Linked DNA regions of Homo sapiens: region 1 is linked to region 2. A link is a contact called in ENCODE Hi-C or POLR2A ChIA-PET data. All regions are on one chromosome and are shown on one strand. The core of a region is the stretch at or near the end of the contact, and the rest is flanking DNA. Distances in the headings are between cores, read along the strand shown. Region 1 overlaps NCOR2 (nuclear receptor corepressor 2). Region 2 overlaps ZNF664-RFLNA (ZNF664-RFLNA readthrough).

Region 1 (4,800 bases), core at 743-3,242, 480 kb before region 2:
CCTGTCAAAAAATAATAAAAAAATAAAAATAAATCACTGTTGTTTTAAGTTTCCTGGTTTGTGGTCATTTTTATGGCAGCCCTAGGAAATGAACACAGCTGGCGACGCCAGTCTCTGGAGGTGGGGGAACTGGCCCTGGCGGGGGTTGGTACTGTTCCCCACTCCAAGCCTGAGGGTGCAGGACAAGTTTGGGTGGCCGAGAACCCCTTTGTGCCTGGGAGTGCATGAAGCCCCATTCGGGGAGTCTGGACTTTCCAGGAAGGACGCCTTGCTTGAACCTGCCTTTCTTGCCGAGAACCAAATCCACAAGGCCCTAGACCCCACCTGCCGCCTGCTGTTCGCTGTCCCCTCAGACAGCCCTGCTAAGGGGACAGGACCCAGAGGCAGGAGGCTCTCGGATTCTACCCCGGCTTTGCCCCAGGCCCCGGACGCCCTTTCCCCACGCGTCTGGTGACTCCTGCAGAACCCGGGTTGCACTCATCCCCCAGCAAGCCCCAGGTTTGCCGGGTGCCCTTGACAAATGGAGAAACTAGGCCCAGAGAGGGCAGGCTACTTGGCAGAGGCCACACAGCTCCTTAGTGGCACTGACGGCCTTACAGTCTCGCCACGGGGGCTGGCACTGGGGCTTCCAGGAGTGGGGATCAGAGTTCTCGGCCACTTGGAGACCTGGAGTGGAGCCGGCCGGCTGTGTGGACCTGGGGTCAGTTACCTGATATTTGGGACACTCGGCTGCCTTTGATGGACCTGGCCTGGTGTAGGTGGTACCCCGAAATCTGGGCTTTAAGCACACCCTGTCTGTGCTCTCAGCCTCAGTCTCTCTGTTTGCAAACTGGTCTTTGAGCTTCAGCTCCACGTCTGCGATTTTGCTCTTAGCATGTTCATGCATTCAGCAAACATTTATTGAGCACCTGCCATGTGCAGTGTGCTGGGACTCTGGGGGACACAAAGGTGTGACTCTTGCTTCATGGATCTTGTGTTTGGGGCTGTGGGGGGAGAGGAAATGCAGCAGCACAGGTTGGAGTCCAGATTCCGGGTTCTGATGAGGGAGGTCACGGAGCTGGGCCGTGAGGGAGGTGAGGATGTGGCCTTTCGTCTCCTCCTGGGCCCGGGGTGGACAGTGTGCAGCAGGCTCTCAAGTGGACATGGAGATGCCCACAGCCTGTCCGCGGCGGCCCATGGGCACCTCTGGCTGGCAGGACCTGGCCTGGTCTTGTGAGCAGGGACATGGGATGGGAGGGCTGCAAGGCCTGGCTCCAGCCTGGTGGGAGAGACAACAGTCTCCTCTAACCTAAGCAGCAGGCATGGGTATGCTGGTGACAGGGTCCCAGGACACAGTGGGTGAGCTGGACACAGGAGGTGGCTCGCCTGGGTTTGCATCCAGGCTGTGCCCTTGTTGGCTGTGTGACCTTGGGCAAGTTGCTCGGCCTCTCTGTGCCAGTCTCTCCAGCTGTAGAATGGGGATGATAACAGAATCCCTCACGGGGGCGCTGTGAGGAAGGAGTTGGTGCCACCAAGTGTTGTGTTGGGGACTGGCTGTGCCAGTGGCTGCGAGGTGTTCCCTCCCGTGGCTGCTCAGGGCAGCGGCGTGGAAGATGGAAGTGGCATTTGCTCATCTTCCCGCTGCCCTGCTCCTCCCTGTGCAAATAGCCTCAGTCTTCCACCTAGGAAACGGGAGCTGTAACAAGCACATGGCCCCATGGAGGTCGGGAGGAGAAGCGGAGCTGGGGTGCATCAGTGCCTGTGGGGTGGGGGCTTGGGGTCGCCACCTGCTCCAGATTGAGGCCTTGGCTGCCCCCGAGGCCTGGAACAGCCACTTGTTTTACAACCCAGGAAACTGAAGGCCTGGCAGGGATGGCCCCAAGACATGCCCATGGGTACAGCCCATGTGGTGGCTCCTGGCTGCAGACAATGCCTCTTTTTTCTGGCCTGGCGGGAGCAGCCCAGGCTTGCTCAACCTGGCCTAGGTTTATCAGCACATTTGGTTCTGCGGTGCGGCTAGCAGACATTCCCTCCAAGAGAGATCGTGATGTTCCTCCGGAAACCGAGGTCCGGAGGCTCAGGTTACTGTGGGGGGCGGCCGTCGGGGGGTGTGTCTGCCTCTGAGAAGTGACCCAGATCAGAGCTGGGCTGTGCTGGGCAGTGTTCATCTGCAAAGCTGCCGCCTGCTCTTTCACCCATGAGAGCCACTGACAGCTCAGGAAGGGACTGGGAGCCACCCACTTTCCCTTCAGGGTGACACAGGACAGGCCTCTCCCTGGCTCCTGCCTGGCCCCTTCCCCCTACACTGAGTCTGGCCTGGGTCTCCCATTCCATTTCTCTGGCCTCTTCTTGGCTGGCTTTGGACCTGTCCTCACCTACATGGATAAGGGACCTAGCGGGTGGAAGAGATCTGATTCCAGGGAGATCCTATCTGAGAGTTTGTGTTTTAGGAGGGTTGCTATCTTAGGTCTCTTGGTTGCAATGGACAGACTCCCTCTGCCTCCTGCATTTAGCACAAATAGTTCAAGTAACTAAAAAACCTCAGAGAAGCTTCAGGCACAGTTGGGTCCAGGTGCTCCCCACTTTCAGTCCCTGTTAGCCTGAGACTAATAATTGCAGTTCAGTAGCCCCAGTGGAAGGACAGCTTCTTGTTCCCAATATTCCAGCAAATATCATGGGAATGAGTTTTGTTGCCTCAGCTTGAGAGTTCAGAGTTAAGCCCCCCCCCCCCCCACCAAAGCCAGTGCCACTTTGGCTGGAGGGCTGGGTCAGCCTCCCTGAGACCCCAGGACTGAGGGTGCAGGGGGGGTGGTTGCCCAGGGAAATTGGGGTGTGGCATGCACGGAGTGGGGCCGGGTGGGCAGAGACACTGTGTCTTGCTCCCTGTGTTGGAGATGGGGCCAGGTTGGGGTCCCTGCCTGGCCTGCCTTTCATGGCCAGTGTGTGTGTGTCCCATTGGGGTGGAGCAGGTGGCGCCGATGAGTCACTGGGTAAGTTTCATTCCTGTTATATTTAATAGTTGAGGGCCTCTTGGGTCCCCCCTCCAAGCCGTTGCTGGCGCTCCACCTCCTGTCCCCCCATCAGCCCGCTTCAGCTCCCCAGCCTTCCCTCACCTCTCTTGTGGCGTCCAGTGACCACGTCATAAGCCACAGGTCATGTCCTGGCAGCCCCTGGGCTGTATTTGGCTGTCAGACTGATTTATTGGGTTGGTTTTATAGTCAGTGTTTTTTTAGAAATATCGGGAGATGTCTCAAAATTGGGCTTCTTGGCTTTGCTGGAAAGATTTGGATGCCGTGGACCCCCTGCCCCACGTGGACCCTGTTCCAGCAGGGTCTGGAACATCAGGAATGTTTGGGGGCCACATTCCTGGGTCTCTGCTCAGTGTTGGCTGGGGCTGAGCTGCGGTCACCCCCTTCCTGCGGGCCCCTCCCCTCGGCGTGGTGCCTGCCTGGGCCCTTGTGTTCCGGCAGGGTCTTGGGTATCTACAGCTCTCCTCTTGCTTTTTGTCCCTGCCCTTCTTCGGGTGGATCATCCGATCCCAGGTAGACGCTTAGCTTCAGCCGTCGCCACTCCTGGGCGCTGAAGCATTTGTTTACTGTCTGAGCTCCTGGCTGCAGGGGCCATAGGACCTTTTGGGTTCTTGATCACTGTCCCGTCATCAGACATTTATTGATCAATGCCCCTGGGGTAATTGAATGGCCCAGATGCGTCCACTTCTGAGCATTGGACAGAGCTGACGTAAAGTGGATTCTTCCCGTTTAGCCTGGGAGCCCAGGCGGCAGTGGGGTCCTCCCATCCAGGCCCTTTGTGGTCCAGCCTGGCCACTTGCTGGGGGCTGGGATGGGTTGGGGAGGCAGGAGGGGACCCTTGTTGAGTGGGTGGGCTCTGTCGCCCTGGACGCTGCTGCTGGCACAGCTATTCTTAGCAGCAGAAACATTTGTCCTCATTCACATGTGGTGGATGCCTCCAGGGATCTACCCTGAAATACTAGAGGCGACCCCATAAATTCCTCAGAAAGCCATCCTTGAGGGCCTGCGTGCATGGAGGAGAAGCGGGAGGAGGCGTTTCCGGCAGCTGCACAGCTGTGGATGTGTTTGCCAGATGTTGGAGGCAGGGAAGTCGGTGGGAACCTTGCGGAGGCCGCCTTCACACTCGGGGTCTGGGCATGGACATGAGCGGGTGGGACAGAGACTGCAGACTGGTGGGCAGAGAGAAGGGCTCTGGCCCTGGCCTCAAGTTTTGGGGTCCAGGGGCCCCTCTGAAGCAGTCAGCCCTTCCCTGGGCCCTGGCCTTGAGGCCACCTGGGTTGGAGGCAGCTGGCGAGGGGAGAGCTCAGCTTATCGGGCGCTTCCGAGGGATCAGAGGTGCAAGTCGCTGCCCAGCCATGCCCTGTGGCCGTCATGGGGTCCTGAGGTGAGGTGGGCCAGAGACAAGGCCTGGACGCATGCTGCACTCGGCTCTGAGGGCCTGCTGAGTGCCGGGGCCACTGGCAACACTTTGCCTTTTATGGGGGCAGCCTGAGCCTTTGGGGCCACCGCGGAACAACACAAGCACAACACTAGCAATCAGGGAGGTCTCCCTGGAGGAGGTGTTGTTTAATTTTAAATTGTGGTAGATACATATAATGTGAAATTTACCTTCAGCCATTGGTAAGTAGATAATTCAGTAGTGTTAAGAATAGCCATATTGTTTAGCAACCGATCTCCAGCACTTTTCATGTGGCAAAACTGAATCGCTATATCTGTTAAACAGTAACTCCCCCTTCCTCGCTCTCCCCAGCCCCTGGTCCCAGCCATTTTCCTTTTTGTCTCTATGAATTCA
Region 2 (4,823 bases), core at 138-2,637:
TTTGGGAGGACGAGGCGGCGGATCACGAGGTCAGGAGATCGAGGCAATCCTGGCTAACACGGTGAAACCCTGTCTCTATTAAAAATACAAAAAATTAGCCAGGCATGGTGGCGGGTGCCTGTAGTCCCAGCTACTCGGGAGGCTGAGGCAGAACTGCTTGAACCCGGGAGGCGGAGCTTGCAGTGAGCCGAGATCGCGCCACTGCACTCCAGCCTGGGCAACAGAGTGAGACTCCGTCTCAAAAAAAAAAAAAAAAACCACAATAGCAAAGACATGGAATCTACCCAAAGGTCCCTCAAAGATAGACTGGATAAAGAAAACGTGGTACATATATACACCATGGAATACTATGCAGCCATAAAATGGAACAAGTTCATGTCCTTTGCAGGGACATGGATGGAGCTAGAAACCATTGTCCTCAGCAAACTAACACAGGAACAGAAAACCAAACACTGCACCTTCTCACTTATAAGTGGGAGCTGAGCAATGAGAACATACGGACACAGGGAGGGGAACAACACACACTGGGGCCTATTGGTGGGGACAGGGCAGGGAGAGCATCAGGAAGAATAGCTAATGCATGCTGTGCTTAATACCTAGGAGACAGGTTGATAGGTGTGGCTAATCACCATGGCACACATTTACCTATGTAACAAACCTGCACATCCTGCACATGTACCCCGGAACTTAAAAAAAATACCCCAAACAAATGATACAAAGAACATAAGCTCTTGAGTATATGAATAACACTCAACCACCCACGAGTGAATCAGCAACTTCTATTCCGCACGAAGGAAAACAAAAATGAACCCCAGGTTGGCTTTTTTCCATTTGATTATTGGTTCTTTCTCAACCACCTATGTAACTTAAATTTACTTAATATAAAGTCAATTATATAATTCAAAACTAAATCATGAAGCCAAATAAAGTATAATTAATTCCAAAGCCACGTGTCTATTTTATTATTCCCTGCTCATGGGGATTATCCAAGTCATCGCATCTACCATCCCTCTGCGTATTAAATTTGTATATTAAAACTGTGTCAATATTCAGAGGCAATTATCAAGAGGGACTAGAGAACTTGGAGGGGCTTGTAAACTGTTCTGTGCATTTTGTCTGAGAGTGTCAGAAAAAGAAAAGAGATCCTGGCCGATACCGAAGTGCTGAAGAAAACCACAAGTCGTTTGACTGCAAGCTCCCTGATGACAAAGGCCTCTGAGCCTGCAGGAATTCCCTGCATGGAGCCTGTGAGGCTGACAACAATTGATATTTCCCAGGCATCTTGCAGCCCGAGGATCTCTCGGGGATCTTGATTAGGACTTTGTTGGGACAGACACACGCTAGAAGGAGATGAGTCACGTGCTTTCCTGTCGCTCTGCCTCGGGGAGGTCAAATGAGCTGGCCAGTGTGAAGCCAGGGCACTGGGGAATTGGATGAAGACCCCAAAATGCTGACTCTCCTACCCGGACTTTTTGTGACATGAGATCAGCTAGTTAACGCCTAAGATTCTGTAACCTGAGATGAGATCGTATGAGTTTTGCTGTCTTTTTTTTCCTTTCCTCAAAATTACTGTTTGATACATATCATTTTTACTTACTCACGAGGGACAGAAATTTCCCCGGGGCTTGTCTAGTTTGATACCTTTGCTAACTAAATCTGTGGAGGTGGACGGTCAGTCTGCGCTCCCTTGAACCTGGATGAGAGGGGTCTCTGTCCTGGGCCCCGTGCTTTAGAGGGCCCCACTCACAGCCTCTCCAGGGTCAAGGGAATGTGCCAAACCGGAATGTTGCTTCTGTATCAGGCTCCAAATTTCCTGGCACTGGAGGTTCCTTCTGAAACAGCGCAGGCGTTCCTTCAGAGCCTGCACAAACCCGTTCTTCAGATGCAGCCTCCGAAGAGCAGGCTGCTGGTACCCACGGCCCTGCCCATGGGCCTGCAAGGGGGCAGCTATGGGGTGGTGTGGAGGGATGGCCAGAGCTCGAATCATGGGCTGGGTGTCCACACGTGTGGACTCCAGGAGGACTCGGGTGGGGCAGGAAGGGATGTGGAGCAAAAAGGGACACAGGCAGGTGGGACACATGCCAGCCCCTACTGCCCACCACAACCCAGGGGGAGCTCAGGAGTCCCCGCATCCCAAAGGCCAAAGCTTGGCCTTCCAGGTGGTTCTGAAGAGTTCATTGTCAGAACCGCTTTGTTAACTTGATTTGCTTTGCTAACTTGATTTATAACTTTTTTTAAAAAAAAGAGACAGGGTCTCACTCTGTCACCTAGGCTAGAGTGTGGTGGCGCAATCATAGCTCACTGCAGCCTTGAACCCCTGGGCTCAAGAGATCCTCCTGCCTCAGCCTCCCAAGTAGCTGGGACTACAGGTGTGTGCCACCATGCTCGGCTAATTTTTAATTTTGTAGAGATGGGGTCTCACTATGTTCCCCAGTCTGGTCTCCAACTCCTGGCCTCAAGCGATCTTCCTGCCTTGGCCTCCCAAAATGCTGAGATGGCAGGCATGAGCCACCATGCCTGCCTTGATTTATGACTTTTAAAGGTGGGTCTCCATTTGTACTCTTGCCCGGCCCCCCAACACATCAAGGGCAGGCCAGTGACACGTTAATGTGAAGTCATTACTTGCACGTCTCTGCGGGGTCTATTCCAAGATACAACCTGCAGATGAATGCACACACAGAAAATGTACAAACAATAAATAAATGAAAGAATAATTAAAAATATTATTTCTCCCTGGTAACCTGCTTCCGACAAATTTCAAAGAAACTGTTACATAGAGGCTGAGTGTGGTGGCTCACGCATGTAATCCCAGAACTTTGGGAGGCTGAGGCAGATGGATCACTTGAGGCCAGGGGTTTGAGACCAGCCTGAATATCGTGAAACCCTGTCTCTACTAATAATACAAAAATTAGCTGGGTGTAGTGGCACACGCCTGTGGTCCCAGCTGCTTGGGGGAGGCTGAGGCAGGAGAATGACTTGAACTGAGGAGGCAGAGGCTGCAGTGAGCCGAGATCATGCTACTGCACTCCAGCCTGGGTAACAGAGTGAGAATCATCTCAAAAAAAGAAAGGAAATTGTTACACAGACGCAGAAGGAGCATATGGAATTTGGCCACGCTGGGTGTTACTGGTTTCAACTAAATTCTCCCAAATCCCAAGGCAAACTTCCAGCAAAGCAAGGTGACTGGCGAGCTGATGGGGTCATTTGTAAAGAAATGCTGATGCTCTCAAATGTGTACAAGCACCAAGATGCCAGCTGAGAGGGCTCCAGGAAGTTGGCTAGCAAGGGCACGCCTCTTTCCCTCTGTTCATCTGATTGTCAAGAACTCACCGGTGCGCAGAAGAGTTGGCGATCCTCACAAGCCCCAGGCTTGTAGCTTGTGACTGTTTGCTTTCAGAGAAAGGGAACTAAAAGATGCTTTTTCCCCCTCCTGCTTTTGCTTGGCCCTGGCTCCCTGCAAAATCTACCTGAGCAGGTCTGGAGTCACCAGGGACCACCTCCCAGTGCCTTCAAACACGGGGCTCTTGGGCAGCACTCTGGGACCTCAGCGCTTCGCCTGCCGGCAAATGACCACCACACCGCTGCCAACCCACTGCTGCCACCACGCTTCCAGCTACAGCCAGGTCTGCCAGACCCTGCTCCCTCTGCCAGATGCAGGCTCAGCTGTTGTCACCTTCACTGGGACAGCCAGCTCTGACGGGCAGTGCCAGCCTTTCTGCAAGATCACAACACTTGGGACCACTGCCACTTCCTGGGGATAGTAATAATAACAGCTAAGATCTACTGAGCCCTTGCTCTGTGCCAGACACCAGCTGAGGACTTCACTTGCTTAAGCTCACTTCAGCCTCGCAGCCATCCGGAGATAAATACTGTCATTCGTCAGTACAATACTTTACAGATGAGGAAACTGAGGCTCAGAGAGGTAAAGACACTTGCTCAAGGTCACACAGCTAGATGTGGTGGAGGGACTTTGAGTCTGGGCTCACCACACTCTGCATCCAACCCTGCAGCACCTTGGGTGCTGCCACGCCCTCGGGCTCAGCTGCTGCTCCCAGTTGCCACCCCCAAGTCTGCCCGGCTCCCCTGGAGTCCCTGGCTCTCCCACACCGTGTGGCTTGGCTGCCTCTGGTGGAGCAGTGTCACTTTGGCCATGTCAATGCCAGCCTCCCCGAGGACCGCGTCTTCTTGGCACTTCTATCTCTAATGGATCTGTGACAGGGGAAGACTTATGACTATGTGATGTCCTTGTCGTCTTCTCCCTCAGACCCCAGCCACTGCCATCCTCCATGACCAGGCCCTTGTGGAGAGAGAGAAAGAGACAGACACAAAGACAGAGAAAGACAAAGAGACAGGGACACAGACAGACAGGGAGAGAGAGGGAGATAAAAAGAGGCAGAGACAGAGAGACAGATGAACAGAGACAATACAAAAACAGAGTGACAGAGACAGGTGGATGGAGGTAAGAGATGGAGAGGCAGACACAGGCCCGCAGGGCAGCAGGGAGGCCCTGACGATGGCTGCAGTCCTGCAAGCAGGAGGTGGTGGTGGCTCGGAAGAGGGTTTTAGCTCAGAAGATGGGAACAGATGCAGGGTGTATTCTGAGGACAGAATTGACAGGGCTTGCTGACAGATGTGAAAGGAAAAGGGAAATGAAGGAGGCTGCTGGGTGTGGGGCCTGGACACTCACTGCAGGGAGGCGTCATTCACTGCGACTGATAAGCAGTGTCACAGCCAGTTTTATGTGTCAGCTTGGCTTGGCATGGTTCTCAGATATTCGGTCAAACACCTGCCTAGATGTTGCTGTGGTATTTTTGGGATGCGAT

Evidence for each region. Hi-C counts contacts between places; a loop is a spot of excess contacts on that map. ChIA-PET counts read pairs that join two places held with the same protein, here RNA polymerase II (POLR2A). Pooled maps may share reads with other maps.
Region 1: a map of MCF 10A shows a loop between it and region 2 (5-fold over the local background). The contact joins two enhancer-like sites. A Hi-C loop is called at or near these places in 2 of 168 maps with a recorded cell type or tissue (MCF 10A and chondrocyte) and 3 of 50 pooled maps. POLR2A ChIA-PET finds 5 or more read pairs at or near these places in 1 of 52 experiments (AG04449).

Annotation. Positions count from the first base shown.
Region 1 is chr12:124,507,148-124,511,947 of GRCh38, reverse strand. The region is part of intron 2 of NCOR2 (nuclear receptor corepressor 2); the gene reads left to right. Among named protein-coding and RNA genes, the nearest start is that of NCOR2, 58 kb to the left of the region's middle. RefSeq lists enhancers at 3,085-3,194, 2,722-3,307, 3,896-4,481 and a silencer at 3,369-3,583. Within about 2 kb of position 1,992, at least 22 of the 41 ENCODE cell types and tissues checked have a DNase peak (open chromatin) inside an H3K27ac peak, as active enhancers do.
Region 2 is chr12:124,027,220-124,032,042 of GRCh38, reverse strand. The region is part of intron 2 of ZNF664-RFLNA (ZNF664-RFLNA readthrough); the gene reads right to left. Among named protein-coding and RNA genes, the nearest start is that of ZNF664-RFLNA, 56 kb to the right of the region's middle. Within about 2 kb of position 1,387, at least 4 of the 41 ENCODE cell types and tissues checked have a DNase peak (open chromatin) inside an H3K27ac peak, as active enhancers do.